Linked DNA regions of Homo sapiens: region 2 is linked to region 1. A link is a loop called in an ENCODE intact Hi-C map of the cell type or tissue named here. Cell type or tissue: endothelial cell of umbilical vein. All regions are shown on one strand.

The links. Peaks named below come from ENCODE experiments on the same cell type or tissue, not always from the same donor. Only the 100,000 strongest peaks of a DNase experiment are listed, where the experiment ranks them.
Region 2: a loop joins it to region 1, with 4 times the contacts of the local background. A loop is called at or near these places in 4 of 110 quality-filtered maps.

What each region holds. Positions count from the first base shown.
Region 1 is chr10:21,361,025-21,369,024 of GRCh38, reverse strand. It overlaps LINC02643 (long intergenic non-protein coding RNA 2643), which reads left to right. Exons shown (of 5, transcript NR_155751.1): 3 at 470-528. Among named protein-coding and RNA genes, the nearest start is that of LINC02643, 7.9 kb to the left of the region's middle. RefSeq lists enhancers at 5,162-5,757, 5,758-6,355. In endothelial cell of umbilical vein, no CTCF peak of the experiment used is centred here; DNase peaks (open chromatin) are centred at 2,824, 4,044 and 5,534; H3K27ac peaks cover 3,900 bases.
Region 2 is chr10:21,312,214-21,320,213 of GRCh38, reverse strand. No RefSeq gene overlaps it. Among named protein-coding and RNA genes, the nearest start is that of LINC02643, 57 kb to the left of the region's middle. In endothelial cell of umbilical vein, no CTCF peak of the experiment used is centred here; DNase peaks (open chromatin) are centred at 4,113, 4,683 and 5,513; H3K27ac peaks cover 2,261 bases.

The DNA.
Region 1 (8,000 bases):
AAAATTGAAGCACAAAGAAGCAATTGTGGCAAACAGCAGGTCCTTGAACAGGTCCATTGGCCTATTTAAGTCTCAGTTTTAGTATCCGTGAAATGGGCCTAATAACATCTACCTTTTGAGTTGTTCAGAGGGCTAGATGTATATACATTGCTTTATAAAGGTAATTATATTTACATTACAAAGTACTGGCGCGTTCTCTGATAATAGTAAGAGCTCAACAAGTCGTGACAATTATTATGTTGTTACTAGATAGTTGGTCCAGAGTCATTTGTTTCGCAGGGGAGGGGAGGAGGGGTTCTGCTCGGGATTCGTTTCCTCCATCCTTTTAGCAACTGCACTTCTCTTTCTCTTGGGGAAACTGTCACTCTCTTGACTATGCCATTCTCATGGGTCTGCCTGTTTGCTGGCCACAGGGAGAACCTGTGATCCAGATCTGGCCAATCACAGTGTCTCGTTCCCTTCACCACAGTGATTGGCCTAAGAACAGGCAGGAGACGCGATCTGGACCAATCAGAAACTTACATTGAGGTATGTATATGTGCGTGTTGGGAGAAAAAAATTACTTTATTTTTCCTTCCAGTTTGCAAAGCTGGGCTAAGAGCAGAGTTTGTCACAACCAAACCTAGAGCTGGAGAAAAGGGGAAGTGGAGAGGCAACCGAAAATACCATGAGGTCTCTGAATCTACACCTCTTCTTTCTAGTTATTGGAATCAATGCATTCCAGCTTTTTGCTTCAACCAGAATGAGTTTTGTATCCCTGGTAACCCTGCCTAATGCAAGGACTCACTCAGATTTCCAGATTCTTATCTTAGTGTGTTGTCCTTTAGGTCAGCACTTTTCAAGAGCCATTGCCATCATTTATTCATTCGTCAAAATTATTTTGGACAGATTCCGGGGTGAAGCGGTCATGCTAAGAGAATAACAAACAAGCATGTGGCCAGTGTTATGAGGGCTTCAGATCCAGTCAGGGGTGCAAAATGAGAAAAAGCTAATCAAGAAAATAAAACAGCTGGGCGCAGTGGCTCACACCTGTAATCCCAGCACTTTGGGAGGCCGAGGCAGGCAGATTGCTTGAGCCCATGAGCTCGAGACTAGTCTGGGCAATATGGTGAAACTCTGTCTCTACAAAATAACACACACAAATTAGCCAGGCATTGGCCGGGCGTAATCGCTCATGCCTGTAATCCCAGCACTTTGGGAGGCTGAGGCAGGCAGATCAACTGAGGTCAGGAGTTCAAGAACAGCCTGACCGACCTGATGAAAACCCATCTCTACTAAAAATACAAAATTAGCTGGGTATGGTGGTACATGCCTGTAATCCCAGCTACTTGGGAGGCTGAGGCAGGAGAATTGCTTGAATTTGGGAGGTGGAGATTGCAGTGAGCCAAGATTGCGCCACCGCACTGCAGCCTGAGCGACAAGAGCGAAACTCCGTCTCAAAAAAAAAAAAAAAAATTAGCCAGGCATGGTGGTATGCACCTGTAGTCCTAGCTTCTAGGGAGGCTGAGGTGGGAAAATCACTTGAGCCTGGGCGGCCTAGGCTGCAGAGAACCATGAGCATGCCATTGCACTCCAGCCTGGGCATAGAGCGAGACCCCGTCTAAAAAAAATTAATTAATTAAAAAGAAAAAGCTAATGATGACAGATACCAACTGAGTTGAAGTGCTATGAGAGTTCAGAAAAGAGAGAGGGCTCATGCTTTTGGGGACTATCAGGGAAGCCTTTGAAGAGGAAGCAGGAATTTGAATTGGGCATTGAAGGACAGTTCAGATAAGTGTTTTTCTAGAGAGTGTGGTGGTAGGTGCAAAGATATCTAGGGCAAAGAGTTGATGAGGCACAGTAATGGGAGGTAAGAGTGAAGGTGAGATGGGGCTTTATGTACTCTTTGAAAATAGTTTCATAGGCTGGGTATGGTGGCTCACGCCTGTAATCCCAGCACTTTGGGAGGCTGACGTGGGCAGATCACCGAAGGTCAGGAGTTTGAGACCAGCGTGGCCAACATGGCAAAACCCGTCTCTATTAAAAATACAAGAAATTAGCTGGGTGTGGTGGCAGGCACCTGTAATCCCAGCTATTTGGGAGGCTGAGGCAGAAGAATTGCTTGAACCTGGGAGGCAGAGGTTGCAGTGAGCTGAGATCACGCCACTGCACTCCAGCCTGGGAGACAAGAGCGAAACTCTGTCTCAAAAAAAAAAAAAAGAAAATAGTGTCATAGAAGCTTAAAACATATTCAAACATAGAGAGAATAGTATAATGAATCACCAGCAGACATTGGCCAATTGCAATAGTTATCAATAAAACAATATCATTCTTGTTTTATCTACTCAACTGATCCTTCCTCATCATCCTCCCCACCCTCCCACTGAAATATTTTGAAACAAATCCCAGACATCCTATCATTTTACCCTGAAATACTTAATTATTATTGTTGTTATTATTATTATTTATTATTTTTTTTTGAGACAGAGTTTTACTCTTGTTGCCCAGGCTGGAGTGCAACGGTGCCATCTTGGCTCACTGCAACCTCCACCTCCCGGGTTCAAGCAATTCTGCCTCAGCCTCCCAAGTAGCTGGGATTACAGGCATGCACCACCATGCCCGGCTAATTTTGTATTTTTAGTGGAGATGGGGTTTCTCCATGTTGGTCAGGCTGGTCTGGAACTTCCGACCTCAAGTGATCTGCCTGCCTCGGCCTCCCAAAGTGCTGGAATTACAGGGGTGAGCCATCGTGTCTGGTTTTATTATTATTGTTGTTTGATACAGGTTCTTGCTCTGTCACCCAGGCTGGAGTGCAGTGACGTGATCATGACTCACTGTAGCTTTGAACTTCTGGGCTGAAGTGATCCTCCCACCTCTGTCTCCTAGATAGTTGGGACCATGGGCATGCACCACCATGCCTGGTTAATTTTTTATTTTTTTGTAGAGATAAGGTATCACTACATTGTCCCGGCTGGTCTAGAACCCCTGGGTTCAAGCAAGCTGCCTGCCTCGGTCTCCCAATGTGCTGGGATTACAGGCATGAGGCACTGTGCCCGGCCACATACTTAATTATTATTATTATTTTTAAATTAATTAATTTTTTTTTAGACGGAGTCTTGCTCTGTCGCCCAGGCTGGAGTGCAGTGGCGCGATCTCGGCTCACTGCAAGCTCCACCTCCCAGGTTCAGGCCATTCTCCTGCCTCAGCCTCCCAAGTACCTGGTACTACAGATGCCTGCAACCACGCCCGGCTAATTTTTTGTATTTTTAGCAGAGACGAGGTTTCACTGTGTTAGCCAGGATGGTCTCGATCTCCTGACCTCATGATCTGCCCGCCTTGGCCTCCCAAAGTGCTGGGATTACAGGCGTGAGCCACGGTGCCCGGCCTATTAGTAGTATTTTTTTAGATGGAGTTTCGCTCTTGTTGCCCAGGCTGGAGTGCAATGGCGTGATCTCGGCTCACTGTGACCTCCACCTCCCAGGTTCAAGTGATTCTCCTGCCTCAGCCTCCCGAGTAGCTGGAATTACAGGCTACAACCACCACACCCTGCTAATTTTTGTACTTCTAGTAGAGACGGGGTTTCGCCATGTTGACCAGGCTGGTCTTGAACCCCTAACCTCAGATTATCTGCCTGCCTCAGCCTCCCAAATTGCTGGGATTACAGGGGTGGGCCACTGCTCCCGGCCTGAAGTACTTAATTACTATCTTTAAAAGGCAAAGGACTCTTCTCCCAATATAAGCCCAATAATATTATCATCCCTAAAAATCCCCCAATAATTTCTTAACATTACCTAATTCTCAGTGTATGTTCCATTTTCTCCAATTGTCTCACAAATATCTTTGCGCAGATGGTTTGTTTGAATCTGGATCTAAAGACAGTACACACATGTAGTTGGTTATGTCTCCTGAGTCTCTTGCTACCTACAATAATTCTTACTATCCCATTTTAGAACTCTGTATTTGGTAAAGGAAGCTGATCATTTGTCCTGTGGAATTTTCCACATCCTGGATTTGGCTGATTGCGTTATCATGGTGTTGTTCAACAATGCTCCTAGGCTCCTTCTATTCCTGTAAACTGGTGATAATGAGGCCTGGAGGCTTGATGAGATTCTGATTCAGTTATTATTGTTATTACTTTTTTGGTGATGCAGCGGACTTTCCCATGCACCTCGTCAAGAGACACATAATGTCTGGCTTTCTACTTCCAGTGATGTCAAAGTTGATCAGTGAATTTTAGTAAAAACTGCTGTTGTAGTTTTTTAGACCCCTCTCTAAGATTCTGACATGAGTCCATGGGGGCTGGGCTAGTGAACAAATCTAATTCACAGATCCGGCTGCACTCAGAATCACCCTTCCTCTGGGACCAGGGAGTCATTGTTACTGGGCCAAGCTGACGTCTGACCTTTGAGAGCTTCCCTTGGGTGGCAGAATTTCCCAGGAAGCTATTCAGGCCCTAAGGCAAATAGGATTCCTGCTGGCCTGTCCCACCGGTCTGCCAGGCGAGCTTGAATCTTTGAATGAAGTGAGGATTCCAAAGAGATTTGTCAGAATGTGTGATACTAGATTTCTTTAGCAAGAATGCTTGTCACTTTGCTACTTTCCAGTGGAAAAAATTTCCACTGATTGTGTCTAAAAATGCAAAAGAAAATGGAGAAGCAAGGTAATTTCACACGAAAATAGTCAGCAATGGAAACTTACTATTAAACAACACAGGAGGACTTTTACTTTACGGTCTTGAATTATACAACTTGCCCTTTGAACTGGATAATTTGATTATGTAGTCAGTTCCCTTGGGCAATTCAGGTTTGTGCCCTAGATTATTACGACTCCCCTCACCCCCGATATATGAAGATAATTGTGTGAGCTTCAGACTGACAACCTCTAGCAGAATTTGGGTTGCAGTCGGTTTTAAATGTAGGGAAATTGTTTTATGTAGATGGCTTGATGAATATGGTAATTTAGTTTTTAATTCATTTGACTCAGTTGAGAAAAAGATTTCAGCTTCGGAAATTAATAAACTCATACATGTTTGTGTCTTTTATATATGATTTTGAGGTCCTTTGCCTCACATACTGTGCTGTGCTTTTTTTTTTTTTTATTCCCTCTTAATGTCTTGTGCTTTGGGTTGCTTCATTTCTGTGTCTGCCCTGGGGCTTGTTCTGTGTCAGGTAACATGCTGACCTTCTTCCTGGCTTGATTTCCACATTCAGGAAGGCTTCTTTTTTTGCCCAAAACATTTGTTTTGTTCACAGATGGTATTATAAGGTTTAGAGAAATGTCATGGAGTATTTCACATAGTTTTGCGCATCGTTTTATAAAGTGAGTTTCTCAGATTTATGTATCCATCTTGGCCTTCTTTCTTTTTCTCTCTCCCTCCCTGAAAGCTGAACTAGACTGAGAGCCACTCGGGGGAACTTTGTTTTATATACATGGTTGTTTCCCAGTTCCAAGCTCAGTGCCTGGCCCATGGCAGGTGTCCAGTGAATATTATGGGAGGAGTTAATGAGTAAAAATGAACTTTGAGAATTTTCTTCTCTCTTTCTACCCTCGAATTCCCCAAACAGGGCACCCTTGTTTATACTGGGTTTTAGGAAACTAAATATCAATGACAGCCCACTCCTTTTGCTTAGAAAGATTTAGAGACTTCTTTTTGTTAGGTAAATGCTCAGCTAGATTCAAATCACTAACTCCAATTTATAGGTTAAGTTAGAATCAGGATGGAACATTTTGGCTCAGGGCCATGGCTATGAAAAAATTTCCAAGGCCAAAGTCACAGACAGTGTCACTGTATTCACTTCCTGTGGCTTCTGTAACAAATTACTACAACTGAGTCGTTTACAACAGAAACTTATCCCCTCATAGATCTGGAGGCTGGAAGTCCAAAATCAGTGTTACTGGGCTGAAATCAAGGTACGGGCAGGGCTGCACTCCCTTCAGAGGCTCTAGGGGAGGAACCTTGCCTTTCCAGCTTCTGGTGGCCTCTGGCTGTGCCTCATCAATCATATTTTGAAAGTGGGTAGACAGAAAAGAATATAAAATTTTAAGTTAGAAGCCAGGCGCAGTGGCACATGCCTGTAATCCCAACACTTTGGGAAGCTGAGGCGGGCAGATCACTTGAGGCCGGGAGTTCAAGACCAGCCTGACCAACATGGCGAAACCCCGTCTCTACTAAAAATATAAAAAATTAGCTGGGCATGGTGGTGCATGCCTGTGGTCCCAGCTACTTGGGAAGCTGAGGTGGGTGTATTGCTTGAACTGGGGTGGTGGAGGTTGCAGTGAGCTGATTTGACACCACTGTACTCCAGTCTGGGTAACAAAGCAAACGTCTGTCTCCAAAAGAAAAAAAATAAAAATTGAGTTAGAAACATGCCGTTTAAAATGTGTATTTGGGCCTGGTGCAGTGGCTCATGCCTATAATCCCAGAATTTTGGGAAGCTGAGGTGGGAGGATTGCTTGAGGCCAGGACTTTGAGACCAGCTTGGACAACATAGTGAGACCTCCATCTCTACCACAAAAAAAAAAAAAAAAAATTAGCCAGGCATGGTGGTATGCACCTGTAGTCCCAGCTACTGGGAGGCTGGGGTGGGAGGATCCCAACCCAGGAGACTGAGGCTGCAGTGAGTTATAATTGCAGCACTGTACTGCAGCCTGGGTGACAGTGAGATGCTATCTCTAAAAAAAAAAAATAAATAAATAAAGGCTCTTTGTAGCATAAATTGCAACTATGGACTAGCAGCCAGCCTCCCCTCCTTTCTTTTGGTGTGTACACCCCTCTCCCTGAGGTTTAGCAGGTAGAGGCTAGAGTTCCCAGGTAGAGGCTACAGTGCTCAGCCTCTTTTTTACAAACAGTTGAGGCTATCTAAGTTCTTACCACTGGGTTGTGAGTTGAAGTGAGGTGTGCAACTTCCACATCATTTTCTTAAAGAGAAATTGCTCACCTTTGACTTCCTCCCCCTTTCCCCTCCTTTGGGAAGGAATGCAGATGCTATGGTGAGCCAGTCTGACCATTCAGGCAAGGATCCCTCCCTACCAGGTGGTGGAACAATGAGAATGAGGACCTCCTGGAGCAGAGTGGCCTCACCACCCTGTACCCCACTGCGCTCACCTCTGGAAATGACACCAGAATGAACTTCTGTATAGTTTATTTATTTATTTACTCATTTATTTATTTTGAGACAGGGTCTCTCTCTGTCACCCAGGCTGGAGTGCAGTGGTGCATTCATAGCTCACTGTAGCCTCAAACTCCTGGGCTCAAGCGATCCTTCCGCTTCAGCCTCTTGAGTAGCTAGGACTACAGGCATGCACCACCACACCAGGCTAATTTTTTTTTTTTTTTTTTTTTGAGACAGAGTTTCGCTCTTCTTGCCCAGGCTGTAGTGCAATGTTGGGATCTCGGCTCACTGCAACCTCTGCCTCCTGGGTTCAAGCGATTCTCCTGCCTCAGCCTTCCAAGTAGCTGGGATTACAGGCATGCACCACCACACCTGGCTAATTTTGTGTTTTTAGTATAGATGGGGTTTCACCACGCTGGTCAGGCTGGTCTCGAACTCCTGATCTCAGGTGATCCACCCGCGTTGGCCTCCTAAAGTGCTAGGATTACAGGCATCAGCCACTGCACGCAGCCCTTCTGTAGGGGTCATCATTTTGGGGTCCCTTTCTTATAGCAGTGATATGGTTTGGATGTGTCCCCACCCAAATCTCATCTTGAATTGTAATCCCTATTTGTCGGGGGAAGGATCTGGTAGGAGGTGATTGGATCTTGGGGCCGGTTTTCCCCATGCTGTTCTCCTGATAGTGAGTGAGTTCTCATGAGATCTGATGGTTTTGTAAGTGGAGGTTTCCCCTGCTCTCCTTCCTCCTGTCGCCTTGTGAGGAAGGTATCTGCTTCCCCTCCTACCGTGATTGTAAGTTTCCTGAGGCCTCCCCGGCCATGTGGAACTGTGAGTCCATTAAACCTCCTTTGTTTACGAATTACCCAATCTCGGATAGTAACTTTATAGCAGTGTGAGAGTGGACTAATA
Region 2 (8,000 bases), 49 kb after region 1:
AAAGTGCTGGGATTACAGGCATGAGCCACCGTGCCCAGCCAGAGTATTTTTAAAATATGGATACAGAACCCGACTTTAGACCAATTGAACTGAAATATCTGAAGGTGGTGCCCAGACCATGTGTTTTTTTTTTTTTTTTTTTTTTTTTTGAGACGGGGTCTCGCTCTGTCGCCCAGCCTGGAGTGCACAGTGGCGCGATCTCGGCTCACTGCAAGCTCCGCCTCCCAGGTTCACGCCATTCTCCTGCCTCAGCCTCCCGAGTAGCTGGGCCTACAGGCGCCCGCCACCACGCCCGGCTAATTTTTTGTATTTTAGTAGAGACGGGGTTTCACTGTTTTAGCAAGGATGGTCTCGATCTCCTGACCTCGAAATCTGCCTGCCTCCGCCTCCCAAAGTGCTGGGATTACAGGCGTGAGCCACCGCAGCTGGCCCCAGACCATAGGGTTTTATAAAGCATCCCAGGCAATTATGAGGCACAGTAAGGGCTGAGAACTTTTATAAAGGAACATTCTCTAATCATTACATCCATAAAGGAAGTGGCAACTGCTATTTGTATCAAGGAACACTCATCTTATAGGGATGAAAACATTAAAAGAGCATTGTGTAAGGAGGAATCATTGTTTAAAAGGGCAACTGATTGCACGGCAGTAATAGTAAATAAAGGAAACAGTGCGTCCTTTACACATGAAATCCTCTGTGTCCTTTCAAATTCCGATTCATATTATCAAATAACACATCAGAGGTAGAATGGCTGGGGGAGGGGGGATTGAGGGATGGGAGAAGGATAGATGAAGGGAACAGCAGAAAATGAAGCAGGCAGAGCGTGGGATCAGGAGCTGGCGCAGCTGGGGACAACGACATTTCTAAGGGCAGATGCCCAGGGTCAGGGAGAGTAAGCAAGAGAAAACAAGTGGCGATCGGGCACTGGGGCTCATGCCTGTAATCCCAGCACTTTGGGAGGCAGAAGTGGGAGGATCCCTTGAGGCCAGGAGTTTGAGAGCAGCCTGGGTAATCTAGTGAGACTCCATCTCTTACAAAAAAATAAAAAAATAAGCCAGATGTGGTGGTGGGCACCTATAGTCTCAGCTATTTAGGAGGTTGAGGTGGGAGGATTGTCGAGCCCAAGAGTTCGATGCTGCAGTGAGCTATGATTGCAACAGAGCGAGACCCCATCTCTAAAAAACCCAAAAAACAACAGGTGGGTTTGCAGCCAGCTAGGGAGGATAGTGCCAGAGGAAATTGGCAGCAAGCCAGAGATGAGGGCTAGCAGTGTGGTTAGAGGCTGCGAGGAAGGATTCAGGAGCAGAAGAGTGGGCAAGAAAAGCCACGGCCCTCATCCTGAAGGAACTGGAGTCAAGGGCAGTTGTCAGAACAATGCCTTGGCCTCAGAAAAAGATGGAGACTCAGCTTCCCAGACCGGAGCTTGAACATAAGGACTTAATCCCATGGTATCAGTCCTCTCCTTTGGAGACAGCCAGGGCCAGAGTGAACTGAACGGCAAAACGGAGAAAGCTAAACCCAGAAATCCCTAAATATCCTCTCGCCCGGAACATGCTTGGGCCCAGAGCCTGCAGGTGCAGTAGAAGGAGATTCGCTTTCCGGCTTTTGTCGGGGCACCACGGTTTCAACAAAGACAGCCTCTACCCAGGGGCCGACACTCACACAGCCTTCTCTTCCTGCATAGCCATTTGCAAGTCCAGTTTCCCACTATGATACACAGCTCTTGAGATGAAGAAACGTGGCACACACATGTCTGCTGACCTTCTCTGAGATCGAGGAGGTGCTAGGATTTGTTGGCTTGAAGAAATAAGTGTTTGCACCTGACTTTCATCCTGTAACTCATAACCAAGGAAAAGTCAAACTCCCATCATCGGGGAGTGAGTTACTCAGAGGAGATGCTGGCTTTAGAATGTCCACTCCTGTGAGACCCAGAGAAGCACTGACTTAAACTCACCCTGGATGTGAAAGAAAAAGCTCAGTGATGCTGAGAGTCAATTGGTGTAACTTGATGAGCCGAAATCCCCCGCAATGGGGAAAACAGAGTCCTAGAAAGATGAGAGGGAAGGTGAGTCAGCCAGCCTAGTGGGGCTGTTATTCCTAAGCTGGGTTGTATGTCAGAATCACTCACAGCATTCTTAAAAACACAGGCCTAGCCTGTGAGACTCTGAGGCAGCTGGTGGATTTGGGCCAGGACACAGTGGATCTACTTTTAAAAAGCTCCTGGTTGGGCTGGGAGTGGTGGCTCATGCCTGTAATCCCAGGACTTTGGGAGGTGGAGGTGGGTGGATCATCTGAGGTCACGAGTTTGAGACCAGCCTGGCCCAAATGGTGAAACCCCATCTCTATTATAAATACAAAAACTAGCTGGACGTGGTGGTGGGTGTCTGGAATCCCAGCTACTCTGGAGGCTGAGGCAGGAGAATCGCTTGAACCTGGGAGGCAGAGGTTGCAGTGAGCCAAGATCGCACCATTGCACTCTAGCCTGGGGGACAGAGTGAGACTCCGTCTCAGAAAAAAAAAAAAAAAAAAAAGGCCGGGCGCAGTGACTCACGACTGTAATTCCAGCAGTTTGGGAGGCTGAGGCGGGTGGATCACCTGAGGTCAGGAGTTCAAGACCAGCCTGGCCAACATGGTGAAACCCTGTCTCTAATAAAAATATAAAAAATTTAGCCGGGTGTGGTGGTGGGCGCCTGTAATCGCAGCTACTCAGGAGGCTGAGGCAGAATTGCTTGAACCCAGGAGATGGAGGTTGCAGTGTGCCGACATGGTCCCACTGGACTCCAGCCTGGGCGACAGAGTGAGATTCCATCTCAAAAAAAAAAAAAGAAAAAGCCCCTCGTTGAAAACAGTGTGGAGATTATAAAAATAGAACCACCATACACTTCAGCAACCTTGCTACTGGGTATCTACCCCCGCAAAAAAAGAAATCATTTTATATATAAAAAAATACCTGTGCTCATATGTTTATTGCAGCACTATTCACAATAGCAGAGTCATGGAATCAACCTAAGTGACCATCAACGGAGGGCTGGCTAAAGAAAATGCACTCTAAATACACAACAGAGGCCGGGCGCCTGAAAATGCACTCTAAATACACAACAGTGGCTCACGCCTGTAACCCAGCACTTTGGGAGGCCGAGGCGGATGGATCACGAGGTCAGGAGATCAAGACCATCCTGGTTAACACGGTGAAACCCCGTCTCTACTAAAAATACAAAAAAAATTAGCCGGGCGTGGTGGTGGGCACCTGTAGTCCCAGCTACTTGGGAGGCTGAGGCAGGACAATGGCGTGAACCCGGGAGGCGGAGCTTGCAGTGAGCCAAGATCGCGCCACTGCACTCCAGGCTGGGCGACAGAGCGAGACTCCGTCTCAAAAAAAAAAAAAAAAAATACACAACAGAATACTATTCAGGCATAAAAAAGAAACAATGTCTTTTGCAGCAACATGGATGGAACTGGAGTCCATTATCTTAAGTGAAAGAACTCAGAAACAGAAAGACATTGCATGTTCTCACTTATAAGTGGGAGTTGAATAATATGGACCCAGGGACATAGAATGCAAAATAATAGACGCTGGAGACTTGGAGGTGTAAGCGGGTGGGAGGGATGGGAGGTTGCTTGGTGGATATAAAGTGTGTTCTAGTGATGGATGCATTGAAGGCCTGTCTTCACCACAATGTGGTATATCAATGTAGCAAAATTCTACATGTACCCCATGAATAACAAATTCGATATAAACAATTAAATATGAAACAAACAAAAATAAAAAACCAAAAAGTTCCCCAGTGCTTCTGGGGCATACACAGCAGGTTAGGGAGCTAGAAACACCATCTGTTGGTTGGTTTTGCCCTGTTTCTCTCACCCTGGGCAGTCTTGGGCAGCACAGCCTGGCTCCGAGGGTGAAGACTTGCCACAGTCCCAGGCTGGGGTGATGACAAGACCCCCTGAGGCCCCTGAGAGAGTCACTGTCTTGCTCCCTACATCTTCTGCAGGGCTGGCTCTGTGTTCTCTCTGCTTGGGCAAGGCTATGTGGGTTCCCGGGGCAGCCAGCAGAATCTGTCCTTGGAAGATGTGTGAAACTCTAATCTCAACTGGTTCTGTTCCGGCTGCCTGGTTCTTGGCCTCAGCTCAAGAATTCAAGGGTTAGTGGCGGAGGAGGCTCCTTTCTGCTCTGCATCTGGGGATGAATGGCTATTGCCCAGCAAGGCAAGGGGGAGGAGTCTAGGGGGGAGGTCAGGCTCTGACAGAGAGAGAGAGAGTGCACAAGAGAGAATGAATTAACCCATTAGTACCATTAACATTTTAGCATGGACTAATTGACCAGATGAGGTCTTTCTTTCCAGGGGTACAGATAGGTCTTTGACAGTCACAAAAACCCTAGAAAAAGGCCTGGAACCTCCTCTGTCTGCAACAAGAGGTGAGAATGGGCCAGGCACATTGGCTCACGTCTGTAACTCCAGCACTTCAGGAAGCCGAGGTGGGAGGATTGTTTGAGACCAGGAGTTTGAGACCAGCCTGGGTAACATAGTAAGACCCTGTCTCTAAAAAAAAAAATTAGTGGGGTGTAGTGGCACAGGCCTGTAGTCCCAGCTAAGGAGGCTGAGGTGGAGGATTGCTTGAGCCTGGAGGTCAAGGCTGCAGTGAGTCATGATCATACCACTACACTCCAGCCTGGGCAAGCCCTTTCCTGCTCTGGCATTTGCTTGTGAATACTGATTGCTCTCCGACATGTGCCAGATACTCTTCTAGGCACACAGTGAGCAGGACAGATGAGGCTCAGCTCTGGTGGGGCTCACATCCTAGTGCTCACCATCGAAGCTGCCTGAGGAAGGAAGTCCTGAGGCTGGGTCACCCCAGAGCAGACCACCAGGCTCTGGATGAAATACAAGACAAGCAACCTTTCCTTCTTGTCATTCTCAGGGCTGTCTCTGAGCCTGAGCAGCCAAAACCCGCGTGGGAGCAGATGCAGAGATGGACAATGTCACTCTCCCATACCCGAGTGCAGCCACCCACGGGGAGGCAGGGGTGGGGTGGGGGGACGTTCCTGGGGGGTTCAGCCCGGTGGGTGTGGCTGTCCCTGAGTGCCCGTGCACTTCAAAGACACTGGCTCCGGGGTCATAGGAGTCAGCTGTTAGCATCGGGCTTAATAAAGGAGGCCAAAGGCTGGAGAGACACCCAAGGCCTTAAAGGATTAAAAACAGGAAAAATATATACGAATCAGGGGCTGGGTTTGCATTTCATAGACGGGTAATGTTATGATAAAGGTTTGGGCTTTGGATTTGTAAAGTGTTGGATTCAATAAGAAGAATCTGTCTTTGGCTTTTGTTGTACAGGAAACTGAAACAGGCTAATATTGAAGGTGTAAAGGGAATGTACAAAGGATTCAAAAGGAGGCCAGGAAACCCAGCAAGAAAGGAAAAGAAGAACCAATTAGTGTGTATATATATATGGAAGCTAATTTTCATATGAGAAAGTGAGAGATTCTTACTTTAGAAACTGACAGTTACTAAGGGCCTGTGCTTAGTTATTTGCAGTTTCTCCCTGCCTCTCCCATGGAAAATTAATCAATTTCTCTTCCTTTCATTCTTCTCTTCTCATTCTTTGCATGCCTTTGCTTTCACCTCTCCCCTGCCTCAATCCTGCAAATGCCAGAGTCCAAAAAACTATTATGCTGCTGGAGAGACCGCAAGGACAAAAGTGGAGACTATTTGAAAAACAAAGTCATGGACTCCTACGGCTGGAGAGGACCCAGAGCCTCCCCCAACCTTCCTCTCCTCCCCTCTGGCTGCTGCCAGATCGCACCTGACCCGCCCAGGAAAACGGGCCTCTTTGCTTTTTGAAGAACTCCAGAGGAGAGCCCCTGATCTCCCTTGATAACTTATCCCAAGTCTGATATCCTCATTGGCAGAGATTATTTTCCAGCTTAAATCACTCGTGTGGAAGCCGAAGCTCATTGCCTTTTGTTCTGTCCTTGCTGGAGATGGTGAACAGCTGGTCTCCATTCTCGGAGGAATATCGCTTTAAACCTTGCAGGCCATTGTTAAGTGGCCTCTAGGCTTTCTCTTCTCCTGACTAAGAATCATAGCTTCTTTTCCCCATTCCTCATGGGTCCTATTTTCCAGCCCCTCTCACATCTTTGTTCTTTGAATGCGCTCAGGTTTTTCTAAGATATTCCCCTTTGGAAGATGTTTGAAGGAAAACAACAGAAGGGTCTTTAGACGTACTAAGTACTGGCAGTCCCTCTCACCTTACCATAAGCCTCGCTGTTTCCACTGGTTGAGTGGCTTCTGGGGCCTTGCCTTCCTGGGGCCAGGCTGTGCGCGAGGACCGAGCAGCCGGTCCTGTGTTGAGCTCATTGGCTTGACCACAGGCCAGTGCTGTCCCAAAGAGCAAGAGGCCCCAGCACAGCTGGGGGCTCACCTGAACTGAAAATCATGTCTGACATTTGTACAGCTCTTAAATACTTACTAAATAGAGAATCATCAGCCTGGGCAACATAGTGAGACCCTATCTCTAAAAAAATAATAACTTGCGGTCCTAGCTATTTGGGAGGCTGAGGTGGGAGGATCACTTGAGCCCAGGAGCTCAAGGCTGCAGTGAGCTATGACTGAGCAACTGTACTCCAGCATGGGCAACAGAGCAAGACCCTGTCTCTAAATAACTAAATAAATAGCCTATTGTCGCCGGGCGCAGTGGCTCACGCCTGTAATCCCAGTACTTTGGGAGGCCGAGGTGGGCGGATCACAAGGACAGGAGATCAAGACCATGGTGAAACCCCATCTCTACTAAAAATACAAAAAATTAGCTGGGCGCGGTGGCGGGCGCCTGTAGTCCCAGCTACTCGGGAGGCTGAGGCAGGAGAAAGGCGTGAACCCAGAAGGCAGAGCTTGCAGTGAGCCGAGATTGCGCCACTGCACTCCAGCCTGGGCAACAGAGCGAGACTCCATCTCACAAATAAAATCAAATAAATAGCCTATTGTCTCATTCAGAAGAAAAAATTAAGTTCAGCAAAATCTAATGGTTATGTTGAAATCAGCGATGGCTTGTGTACTTTGTCTTGTTAGGTGGGTAGGGGGAGGTGGAGGCTGAAGTGAGGAGGAATTGGGGTGCTCTAGGATGTAAGCTTGAGGCTCCAGGTGGAAGACTGGGGATGGGTAAGTGTGAAGGCCTGTGGGGTGGTAGAGGAACAGATGTTCAAACAGAAACGAAGGAATCTGCTTGCCAGATGTTGGGACAATGGGTTGATGGAGGCTAGAAGGGAAAGACTTACAACGAGGCAGATATAAAAAGGGAGGACTGTGTGGTGCAGAATCATAGATACCAGAGGCTGGGAAGGAGGTGTGGGTGGGAGGGGGAGGAAGAGAGGTTGTGAATGGGCAGGAACATGCAGTTAGGCAGAAGAAACAAGTTCTGTTTTTTGTGTGTGTTTTTTTTGAGATCAAATTTCACTCTTGTTGCCCAGGCTGGAGTGCAATGGCGCGATCTTGGCTCACTGCAACCTCTGCCTCCCGGGTTCAAGCGATTCTCCTGCCTCAGCCTCCTGAGTAGCTGAGATTACAGGCATGTGCTACCATGCTGGCTAATGTTTTTGTATTTTTAGTAGAGACGGGGTTTCTCCATGTTGGTCAGGCTGGTCTCGAACTCCCGACCTCAGGTGATCTGCCTGCCTTGGCCTCCCAAAGTGCTGGGATTACAGGCGTGAGCCACCACGCCTGGCCTAGAAGAAACAAATTATGATGTTTGATAGTGGAGCCGACTATAGCCAGCAAGAATGTGTAGTATATTTCAAAGCAGATAGAAGAGAGGACTTGAAATATTTCCAACACATAGAAATGATAAATATTTGGCCAGGTGCAGTGGCTCACGCCTATAATTGTAGCATTTTGGGAGGCTGAGGTGGGTGGATCGCCTGAGGTTAGAAGTTTGAGACCAGCCTGACCAACATAGTGAAGCCCCGTCTCTACTAAAAATACAAAAATTAGCCGGGTGTGGTGGCACAC